2 separate regions of the Homo sapiens genome follow, and region 2 is linked to region 1. The links are chromatin contacts, found by Hi-C or POLR2A ChIA-PET in ENCODE. All regions are on one chromosome and are shown on one strand. Each heading gives the region's core, a stretch centred on a gene start or an enhancer-like site at or near the end of the contact. The rest is flanking DNA. Distances are from core to core; before and after follow the strand shown. Region 1 holds the start of SIAH3 (siah E3 ubiquitin protein ligase family member 3). Region 2 holds the start of LINC00563 (long intergenic non-protein coding RNA 563).

Region 1 (5,052 bases), core at 2,098-4,597:
CATTTGACAAAATCCAACACCCATTCATAATAAAAACTCTCAGTAAAGTAGGAGTAGAAGGGAATTTCTTCAACTTGATAAATAATAACTACAATAAACCTACAGCCAACATCATATTTAATGGTGAGAAAATAGAAGCTTTCCCACTAAGATCAGGAACAAGGCAAGGATGTCCTCTCTCACCATTTCTTTTCAATATTGCACTGGAAGTTCTAGCTAATGCAATAAGACAAGAAAAGGAAATAAAAGATATACAGATTGAGAAAAAAGAAATAAAACTACCTTTGTTTACAGATGACATGATTGTTTATGTAGAAAATTCAGAAGAATCAACAAAAATACTTCAAACTAATAAATGATCATAGCAAAGGTGTAGAATACAAGGTTAACACATAAAAAGTCAATTGATTTCCTGTAAGTAAACAATTACCAAGTAGAATTTGAAATTAAAAACACAATACTATTTACATTAGCACCCAAGAAGACATAGTTGTAAATCTAACAATTTTTCAACAAATGGTGCTGAAACTGGACCATCTGTATGCAGATTTAAAAAAGGAATCTAGACACAGATCTTACACAATTCACAAAAATTAACTTGAAAGTAACCAAGATATCCTTCCATAGATGAACAGATAAATAAACTGTGGTCACCCAATGGGATACTATTCAGTGTTAAAAACATATGAGCTATCAAGTCATGAATAGACATGGATATTAAATGCATGTTACTAAGTGAAAGAAGCCAGTTCAAAAAGACTACATACTATATGGCTCCAATTACGTGACATTTTGAAAAAGGCAAAACTATGGCATAGACAGCATAAAAATCAGTGGTTGCCAAGAGCTGGGGGAGGTTGGTGGGATGGGATGAATAAGCAGAACACGGAGGATATTTAGAGCAGTGAAAATACTCTGTATGTTACTCTAACAATGGATTTGGGTCATTTGACATTTGTTCAAACCCGTAGAATGTACAACACCAAGAGTGAGCCTAGTATAAACTATGAACTCTGGATGATGGTGATGCGTCAATGTGGGTTCATTAATTGTAACAAATGCACCCCTATAGTGGGGGGGTGTTGATAATAGGGGAGGTGGTGCAGGTGTGGGGGTAGGGGCAAAATGAGGTATTTCTGTACTTTCCTCTCAATTTTGCTGTGAACCTAAAACTACTCTAAAAACATTAGGTCTTTAATTTCTTAAAAATCAAGATAAAATTAAAGGAGCATTGATTTTTATATCTTAAGCACAAGCATGAGATTATCAACACAAAGTTATAGATCTTTGACCTATTTGCTGGCATCCTTATTTTGTGTACAATCATTTTATTTTAAAAATACCTTTCCAAAAAAAAAAAAAAAACAGCAGAAATCCCCATTCTCATGGAACTTACTTCTAGCAGGATGACGGAAACAATACATCTTTAAAAAGTAAAGAAAAATGAAACAAAACAGAACAAAAAATCAACACAATCGTTCCACTAGAGCCAAAGATGTAAAAATAATTTGAACCTTTCTAAATTATGAATATATCTTTAAGGAATCTATGAGAGTATCTGCACACTTTTAGTTTTTAAAACAAGTAAGCCAATGAAAGGACATTAAATGTTTTCCCAATGAACTGCTGAAAGCTTATTTTCTGGACAATTCAAACTTTAGAAAGCAGATTCTGGTTTTGTGGGCCAGCAACCTTTATTATATGCCATGTAACAAGTGGCTCCAGGGACTCAGGTCCTATAAAAATATCACATTGATGAGGTTCTAATCAGTTCAAATGTTGTCATCTTCTAGTTTGGTGCCAGTGTCGTTATTTTAAAAGTGCAAAGTTTCCATGTTTAATTGGTGTTCAGCTTGTCTCTTAAAACATTGGTTTGGTTTTAAATGCAAGTTAAAATGAACAGCCTGGGCTCTGTCCTGGCATCAATAAACTTGTGCATTATTTTTATCCCGTATGTTATTCTGTTGTTAGTTTAACTGCCTGACCAGGTCACAGACCTAGGTGTTCCACGTGTGCATATGTTTTGCATACATTACAACCCAAGCATTGTAGCCAGAGCAGAACAAGAGCCATGAGGGAGGGGGCTCACACTCACAGGGTACAATTCACAGTGGGGGCTGATCCTGCTCCAGGCAGCACTGGATCTGGCCTGACTTCTCAAGAGAGAAACAACCAGGGAAGAGGGAAAACACAATACACTGAACTCCCCTGCTTTAGCTGCAAAGACTAAACCATCAGAGCTAGTCCCGAAAAACCCAAAACCCTTCAAGTACTGCTTAGGAATCTTTCTTCAAGAACCAGCGGCCTCCCGCCCACCCACCAGCCCTGTTCTGGGGAGCAAGGACAGGTTTGCAGTCTGAGGACTGGAATGCCCTCTGCCTGTGCCAGCACAGAAATGTGCTGCTAGCATTTGCAGAAACAAGTAAATGATGTGGTATGTGCATCCTTAATCTCTATTTTAATGTCTCCAGCAATCTAGTGGTTAATTAGCAATTTGCTGCCCACCAATATGCAAATGAATGACAAGCAAAGGTTCTCTGCATCTGTAATTATTTTGCTGATTTACAAGCCTCTTTCCTCTCAGTGTAGGTTTTTCTGTGTGTGTGCATTCATGCATCAGGGATTTCATTATTTTTTGAAGCATACTCTGTGCATTTTTATCCTTTAATACTTTCAGACTTCAGTAATCACAGTATTTTGAAAAAAAGAAAATATATATATATGTATAGTAATATATATGTATGTGCTTCCCTCCACCCCTCAACTCCAAATGAATTTGTCAGGGATTCTTTTCTTTGATAAAGAGTGGAGAGTAAGATTTATCAAGGGGCTGTAATCCAAATTGCAGAAAGTCAGAACGCAAGATTGAAAGATACACATTTTTGCTGCTGCCAAGTCCTTATCTGGATTCAGAGTCTAGTAATATTTTATTTTCTCCCAAGCAGCTCTGGTGAGTCGAGCCATGATCTGCGTTATCCATCTGCCTACTTTGGAGCGGGGTGTTGTACTATTTGGCGGCTTAAACGCTTTACGTTCTTGCCAGGGCATTAAGAAAGGCTCTCATGTTAAATTAAGTCAATTAATAAATGGAGACACATTAAGCAATCAATTTTGTCAGCCTATCTCCCCAGCATTAGGTATGGTTGGCTGTAATCACAAGATAAATGCAATGTGCTGATCTATGGTAATGTTCAATAATACATTCTCCGCCAGGCTCAATTCATCAGGGAGTTTCGGTAGGGAAGGCATTTGTTATTGGCTGTCTCTGCACCTCAAGGATAACATTTCTGTCCTTTTGATTGGCCGCCTCACTGCTGCAAGATTCTAACCGTCTTATTTTGATGATGAATATGAAGGCGCGCTAAGCCGGGCTGGAGCGGAGTGTCTCAGAGGCTGCGCTCCTTCCAGGGCCCAAGGACTCACAGCTTCCTCCGCTGCCTTCCCGGACCAACAACCCCCCAAAAGTTGTGATGCTTTTCTTTACCCAGTGCTTTGGGGCTGTATTAGATCTCATTCATCTCCGGTTTCAGCACTACAAGGCTAAACGGGTTTTCTCCGCTGCCGGGCAACTTGTCTGTGTCGTCAACCCCACACACAACCTAAAGGTGAGTCTCTGTGTCATTTTACCTTCACCGGGCTCAGGTTCAAGTCCTTTCTCGGAGGCGGCAGCGACCCTCCGGCGAACGTGTGCAGCCCTTTGCAAACCCGGGTCTCGGGGGCTGGGACGGTGTCTGGAACCCGGCGTGTTTGCCTCGGCTCACTCTCGCTCTCTAGGTGATTGGGTGCTGTTAGTGACCGAGTGTTGTTTCCCCAGCTGGCAGGAAAAGCTGGATTGATGGTCTGATGTCTTTCCCCGACGCTGTCAACCTGAGAGTGGCGTGGGGGGCAGAAGTGAGGGTGGTGGAGGGAACAGGGGGGCGTCCCCATCACTCCCCCTACTATTTGTGGGCAAGTGCTCAGGAGACAGGATTTGAAGTTAGCCAAATTCTCTCTGTCCCATGTGTTGGGAGAGGTGGTCAAACACGAGGATTTTAGAAGCTACTGGGGGGTGAGGAATCCTGAAACAGGGACTTGGACGTCGGTGGGGTGGGGGGAGGGTTCTTTCTGCAAAGTGTTTGTCCTTGTCCTCAGACTCGTGTGTGTGTGTGTGTGTGTGTGTGTGTGTGTGTGTGTGTGTGTGGTGTCGGGAGGATTTTGGCTTATTTCCTTCCTGCTGGTTAGATGCGCTCTGTGTACTGGAGCAGGATTTGCCTGGCTTGTGTAATAATGACACCAGCTTCTAGCTGCTGCCGCCGCTGCCTGGAGCACCCTAGGCAGCTGGGTGCTGGGTTGCTCGCGGCTGCCTAGCTGCCCCGGGGCCTCTGCATTTGTACCCTCAGGTCAGTGCCCTTTTAGAGACCAGACAAAATATGGGGTCCGGCAGAGCCGCTTAACATCACAGCCAAGACTGACTGGGAAAGGAATGATGGGCCACTGGTTAGGGGTAGTAGGGAGGAGGGGAAGTCAGGGAGGTGGGGGCTGGGGAGAGGGTGCAGCTGAACTCCCCGGATGGGAAACTCAGCACCTTGCCTCTCTCCTAACATAAAAGATGGACTCATTGGAAGTTCCTTTCCTGTACTCCTGTGTAAGGCAGGCAGGACTGAGTGCCGGGGGAGGGGCCGTGTCTGTAGCGACAGTGCCTGACAGTCTCTGTGAGGATAGATCTGTCCCTCTGACCACTGCTGTTGGGCAGGAAGAGCATTGCCTGTTGTCCATTACTTTATAAACTCCCACGGCCGGACTGTCCTCAGCTGGAGCCCCGCAGGTCAGCGCTGATGGGTGCCCCCACTCCTAGAAGTTCCGCCGAAAGACAGCTGCCTGGAGCTGCTGGGGTTACATGCCAAGGCCAGTCCTGGGGGAGGGGCGATGGACTATCCTGGGACCCCTATGGTGCATCTGACCTAGGATCTGACTCTCTCTGATATCCCAGCTGTGACGAATGCCATCGCATGCAACCGTTCACACCTGCTCTTGCTTGCGCGCTCTTGCCTCTCATTCCACTATTTCTTTTTT
Region 2 (5,460 bases), core at 1,306-3,805, 450 kb before region 1:
TTTTGTTTCCAAACACATGGAATATTCCAACTATTCCATGTGCTGATGGAAAAAATGTGTCTTATTTAGCTATTGGGTGAAATATTCTGTAAATGTCTGCTAGGTCCATTTGATCTATGATGCTATTTAATTCCAATGTTTTTTTGTTAAATTTTGTCTAGATGATATGTCTAATGCTGTGAGATGTTATAATGCACAGCTACTGTTGTATTGGAGTCTGAATCTCCCTTTAGATCTAATAATTTGCTTTATATATCTAGACTATCCAGTATTGACTGCATATATATACAGTTGTTATATGTCCTTGCTGAATTGATCCCTGTATTATTATATAATGTCCCTTGTTTCTGTTTATAGCTTTTGAATTAAAGTTTGTTTTATCTGACATAGGCATGGCTACTCCTCCTTGCTTTTGGTTTCCATTTTCATGACATATCTTTTTCTATCCCTTCACATAAAGCTTGTATTTACAGGTGAAGTGAGTGTCTTGTAGGCAGCATATAGTTGGGTCTTACTTTTTTTTCAATTTGGCCAACCTATGTCTTTTAACTGAGTAATTTAATACATTTACATTCACAGTTATTATTGATAGGTAAAGACTTACTCTTATCATTTTATAGATTGTTTTCTGGTTGTTTTGCATATTACTTATTCCTTACTTCTTCTCATTGTTTATTTTTGCAGTTTGGTCATTTTCTGTAGTGATAAAGTTTGATTCCTTTTTTTCTCTCCTTTGTGACTACTGAATGAGTTTTAAGCAGGGCAATAATGTGATTAATTTTACATTTTGGAAAGCTGACTTTTGTTTTTTGTTTTTTGTTTTTGTTTTTTTTTTTAGATGGAGTCTCACTCTGTCATCGAGGCTGGAGTGCAGTGGCGTGATCTCGACTCACTGCAAGCTCCACTTCCTGGGTTCACACAATTCTCCTGCCTCAGCCTCCCGAGTAGCTGGGACTACAGGTGCCCGCCATCACGCCCGGCTAATTTTTTGTATTTTTAGTAGAGACAGGTTTTCACCATGTAGAGACAGGAGATCAAGCCAGGATGGTCTCGATCTCCTGACCTCGTGATCTGCCCACCTCAGCCTCCCAAAGTGCTGGGATTACAGGCATGAGCCACCATGCCCAGCCCTGACTTTTGTAGAATTATATAGCAAGCTAGCTAGAGTGGGGGAAGAGTTGATGTATATGGCCATACCACTTAGTAAATTATCACAATTGTCCAGATGAGAGATAATGATGGCCTGGAATGGAATAGTGGCAGTGGAACCAGAGACATTGGAGAGACATGTAAGAGGTGGAGGTAGAACTGACAGGACTTTGTAAGTTATTGGAAGTGGAGTGTGGCTATGAAAACATAAAACACTTGAACCATTCAACTTAATCCATATCCTGTATGTGTGTGTGTGTGTGTGTTGGAGGAGGTGGGTATGCTCTCAGCAATAAGAAATCTATTTGCCTGGGGGTAAACAATGCTACTGTCATTGACTTCATAATAGCTGTAGTTTCTGCTTTGCTTTTTGAGATAAAGCAGTCCTGACTGGGCCATGAGGCTATTGAGGTAAAAACTTTGTTGTACTTACTAATAGAAAGAAGAATGCACTACTAATTAGAGAAATGCGAATCAAAACAACAATGAGATGTCATCTCACACTGGTCAGATTGGCTATTATCAATAAGTCAAAAAATAACAGATGCTGGTGAGGTTGCAGAGAAAAGGGAATTCTTATATACTCTTGGTGGGAGTGTTAATTAGTTCAACCATTGTGGAAACCAGTGTGGTGATTGCTCAAAGAGCTAAAAACAGAGCTACAATTTGACCCAGCAATTCCATTACTGGGTATATACCCAAAGGAATACAAATTGTTCTACCAGCATTTGTTCGGTTAGGTTGCAGTAACAAACAATTCCAAAATCTCAGGGACAATGACAAAGGATTATTTTTTGCTTACAATATATGTCAGCTAGGGTTGACTATAGCTCTGCTCTACATGTCTTCTTCATTCTGGTTTACAGGCTGAAAGATTCACCCCTACCTAGGACACCCCCTTCCTTCCCCTCCCTGCCCCCACATTTTTTAAGAGAAGAAAAAAAGCCATGGCTGAACTATGCAATGATTTTTGTTGTTGTTGTTGTTGTTGAGATGGAGTCTTGCTCTGTCGCCCAGGCTGGAGTGCAGTAGCGCACTCTTGGATCACTGCAACCCCCACCCCCTGGGTTCAAGCAATTCTTCTGCCTCAGTCTCCCTAGTAGCTGGGACTACAGGCGTGCGCTACCACACCCAGTTAATTTTTGTATTTTTAGTAGAGAGAGGGTTTCACCGTGTTGGCCAGGCTGGTCTTGAACTCCTGACCTCAAGTGATCTGCCCGCCTTGGCCTCCCAAAGTGCTGGGATTACAGGCGTGAATGACTTCCAAAACTTCTGCTGAGACATGGTATAAGCCATCTGCTCACATTCCATTAACCAAGGCAAGTCCCTGGACCCAAGTCTGATGTCAATAGTGGGAAGAAATGTATTCCACAGGAAGGCCCATGGCAGTAGACCTGGATGTATAATTTTCTTGCAGGGAGAGTGTAAATAATCTGGAAGAAATACTGCAGTCTATCACAGATCCCAAAGATAGTTTCATCATTTGTATTTTTACAAATACTTACTGGATACTATTCCTTTCTGTGAGGCAAGAACAACCAGCTGTCATTCTCTAAAAATTTTCAGATATTAAGCACATATTCACCTCTGAACTTTAATGTTTTTTCTACATCAGCATTATTCAGAATCTCATCCAGGAACTATTTGCTAACAATCTGCAATGAGATAAGAAGATTATGCCAGGAAGTAAATCAACACACTGCTTCCTTCACCACGAAAGCCTTGCTACAAAAAATCAAATGGCAGCAGTACTGAACAGTGCACTTACTGATGTAGTTGGTTAACATTTTGGCTTAAGCTCCTTATCTTGTCATGGACAGGTACCGAATACTCTGGACTGACAGAGGTCGACAAACTATGCTCTGAGTGGCACTGTTCTGCAGCAAAGTGGTTTTACCCATAAGACCATTCAATTATAGAATTTTAGAACTGAAAGATGTCTTAGACACCATCTAGTCCAAGTTCCTGGTTTCACAGCCGAGGATCCTTAGAACCTGAAAGTTTTAGCAAACTTCCCAAAGCCACTTAGTGGTTGTGATGCAATATGAAGTAAAGGCCAACTGTCCTGACTCTTTCCAATCACCACCATGCCCTGAAATTCCTGAAGGAAGCAGAATTTCCTCTGAGGTTTCTGCTGAGTCATATGCAGGCTCCATCTGATGTAGAGATTCAGTAGAAGGGGCCAGGTTGCCTCCTGATGGGGGCAGCGTGTGGAGGATGAGCCTGGGCTTACTTGGCAGACAGATCTGGTCATGTTCCAGCTCTATCTCCTACTTGCAGAATGTCTTCGGGAAAATTACCTACATTCTCAAAGCCTCAGATTCTTGCTTTGTCAACATTCCTTGAAGATTGCTAAACTGAAGACTCTGGTGTTCCCTTTTGTGATAGGGAGAATAATAGCCCCCCAAAGATATCTACATCCTAATCCTTGGAACCTGTGACTATGTTATGTCACATGGCAATGGGAGACTTGAGGTTCCAGACTGAATTAAGGTTGATAATCAGCTGACCTTGAGATGGTGAGACTATCTGGGATCATCTGGGTGGGTCCAATGTCATCACAATGTTCCTTATAAGAGAGAGGCAGGAGAGAAAGAATCAGAAAGGCGGCAGCATGAGGAAGGCTCAGCCTGACATTGCTGGCTTAGAAGATGGAGGAGTGAGGCCATGAGCGAAGGAATGCAGGAAGCCTCTAGAAGCTGGAACACACCCCTGCTGACACCTGGACTTGTACCTAGTGAAACCCATTTCAGACTTCAGACCTCCAAAACTGTGCAGTAATAAAGCTGTTTTGTTTTAAGCCACTGATTTGTGGTAATTTGTTAGAGCAGCAATAGGAAAGGAATTCACCATTCATCTGAACATTGCTATTGCCTCCCTAGAGCAACTGTTACATCATCTTTTGGAAGATACAGCTTTTTTGAAGACACGTTTTATAGTGGTATTATTTGGCAGAATCTGCTCTAACACAAGCTAGCCAAGGCAGGAAGTCTGCTTCTTTAGAGGGCATAGTTTCTCTCTTGCTGTTTCTCAATCCTTTTTAGCTGTTTTAGTCATAGCTGGTCAAAAACAATGGTTTGCATTTAGGGGTCATTGCACTTGGGAATTTAAATGTACTCTAAAATAGCTGATAATCGGATTTTTTCCTCTTGCTTGATCATCAGTTTTAGTTAGAGCTGCAGTCTTTCTAACAGTGCTGCCCTTTTGCACTGTGTCAGACACTATTTGCCAGGGAAGAATTGAGGTTACATGGTGCCTGGCAGTGGTGGCAGACAGTTTGTGGTCTCCACACCTTGCAACACTGATCATCCTGTTTGATGCAACTCTTTGACGCAGTGTGAAAGGCGTTGCAGCAGGAGGAGGCGTCTCTGTTTGACCTATTTCCTTATATTTGAGCACAGATGTTGGGATTTGAATGCTTGATAATCAGATATACACTAAGTTGCATAAAATTCTCAGCATGCACTGACACAATAACACCGGTGATGAATTTGTTAGAAGAAGAGAAAAAGCACAGAGTGAGGCTCAAAGCAGCTTTGACACATACATACCCACATGCTTCCCATCACGTGTTCTGGACTCAGCTTCTCTTGATAACACAGGTGCTAGCGCTGAAGCTCTGGCTGTTGAGAAGAGGAACAGAGCAAGCTTCTTTCTGGTTCCTCAGAGTAAAGAAGCTGTTCCTTTTTCTGGAACAAACCATAGAAGTGTGGGAGGGTCTGACACTTGTAGATTTTCCCTTTTCTAGGTTTTTCTTTCCTTTTAAAAATAAAATAGCTAAGTCCAGTTCCAGGAAAAATAGTGAAGCATTTCCTCTATTTATTTAGGATTTATGCCATGCTTACTGCCTACAAAACTCAGAAGGACTAGAAAATTGAACCATTGGAAAACAGAGAATTTAAAACAAAGACAATTAAAATAACCACAAGAAGACACCATTTTCCCATATGAAAGTATTAAATATTTCAGAAGACAATTCTCAATGTCTCGATGATTGTGTAGTGGGAAGAACAAGTGTGTAGCCTGCCAGGAATGTACACTAGCAGGAACACAGTTTTCAGAAAACAAATTGGCTTCTCGTATGAAAAGCCTTAAACATGCTTACATTTATAACCTTGAAATTACACTGTGTGGAATCCACTCTTTTTTTTTTTTTTGAGACGGAGTTTCACTCTTTTGCCCAGGCTGGAGTGCAGTGGTGCGATCTTGGCTCACTGCAACCTCTGCCTTCTGGTTTCAAGCAATTCTCCTGCCTCAGCCTCCTAAGCAGCCGGGATTACAGGTGCCCACCACCACACCCAGCTAATTTTT

Evidence for each region. A loop is a pair of places that touch in the nucleus more often than their neighbours do. ChIA-PET counts read pairs that join two places held with the same protein, here RNA polymerase II (POLR2A). Pooled maps may share reads with other maps.
Region 2: a loop to region 1 is called in a pooled map, with 3 times the contacts of the local background. The contact joins the promoter of LINC00563 here to the promoter of SIAH3 in region 1. A Hi-C loop is called at or near these places in 3 of 50 pooled maps. POLR2A ChIA-PET finds 5 or more read pairs at or near these places in 2 of 52 experiments (HEK293 and PC-3).

What each region holds. Positions count from the first base shown.
Region 1 is chr13:45,850,048-45,855,099 of GRCh38, reverse strand. It overlaps SIAH3 (siah E3 ubiquitin protein ligase family member 3), which reads left to right and starts at 3,347. Exons shown (of 2, transcript NM_198849.3): 1 at 3,347-3,605. The coding sequence starts at 3,471. RefSeq lists an enhancer at 4,238-4,775.
Region 2 is chr13:46,294,939-46,300,398 of GRCh38, reverse strand. It overlaps LINC00563 (long intergenic non-protein coding RNA 563), which reads left to right and starts at 2,555. Exons shown (of 1, transcript NR_047493.1): 1 at 2,555-3,954. The region is part of intron 2 of LOC105370194 (a long non-coding RNA gene); the gene reads left to right. RefSeq lists an enhancer at 2,768-3,967.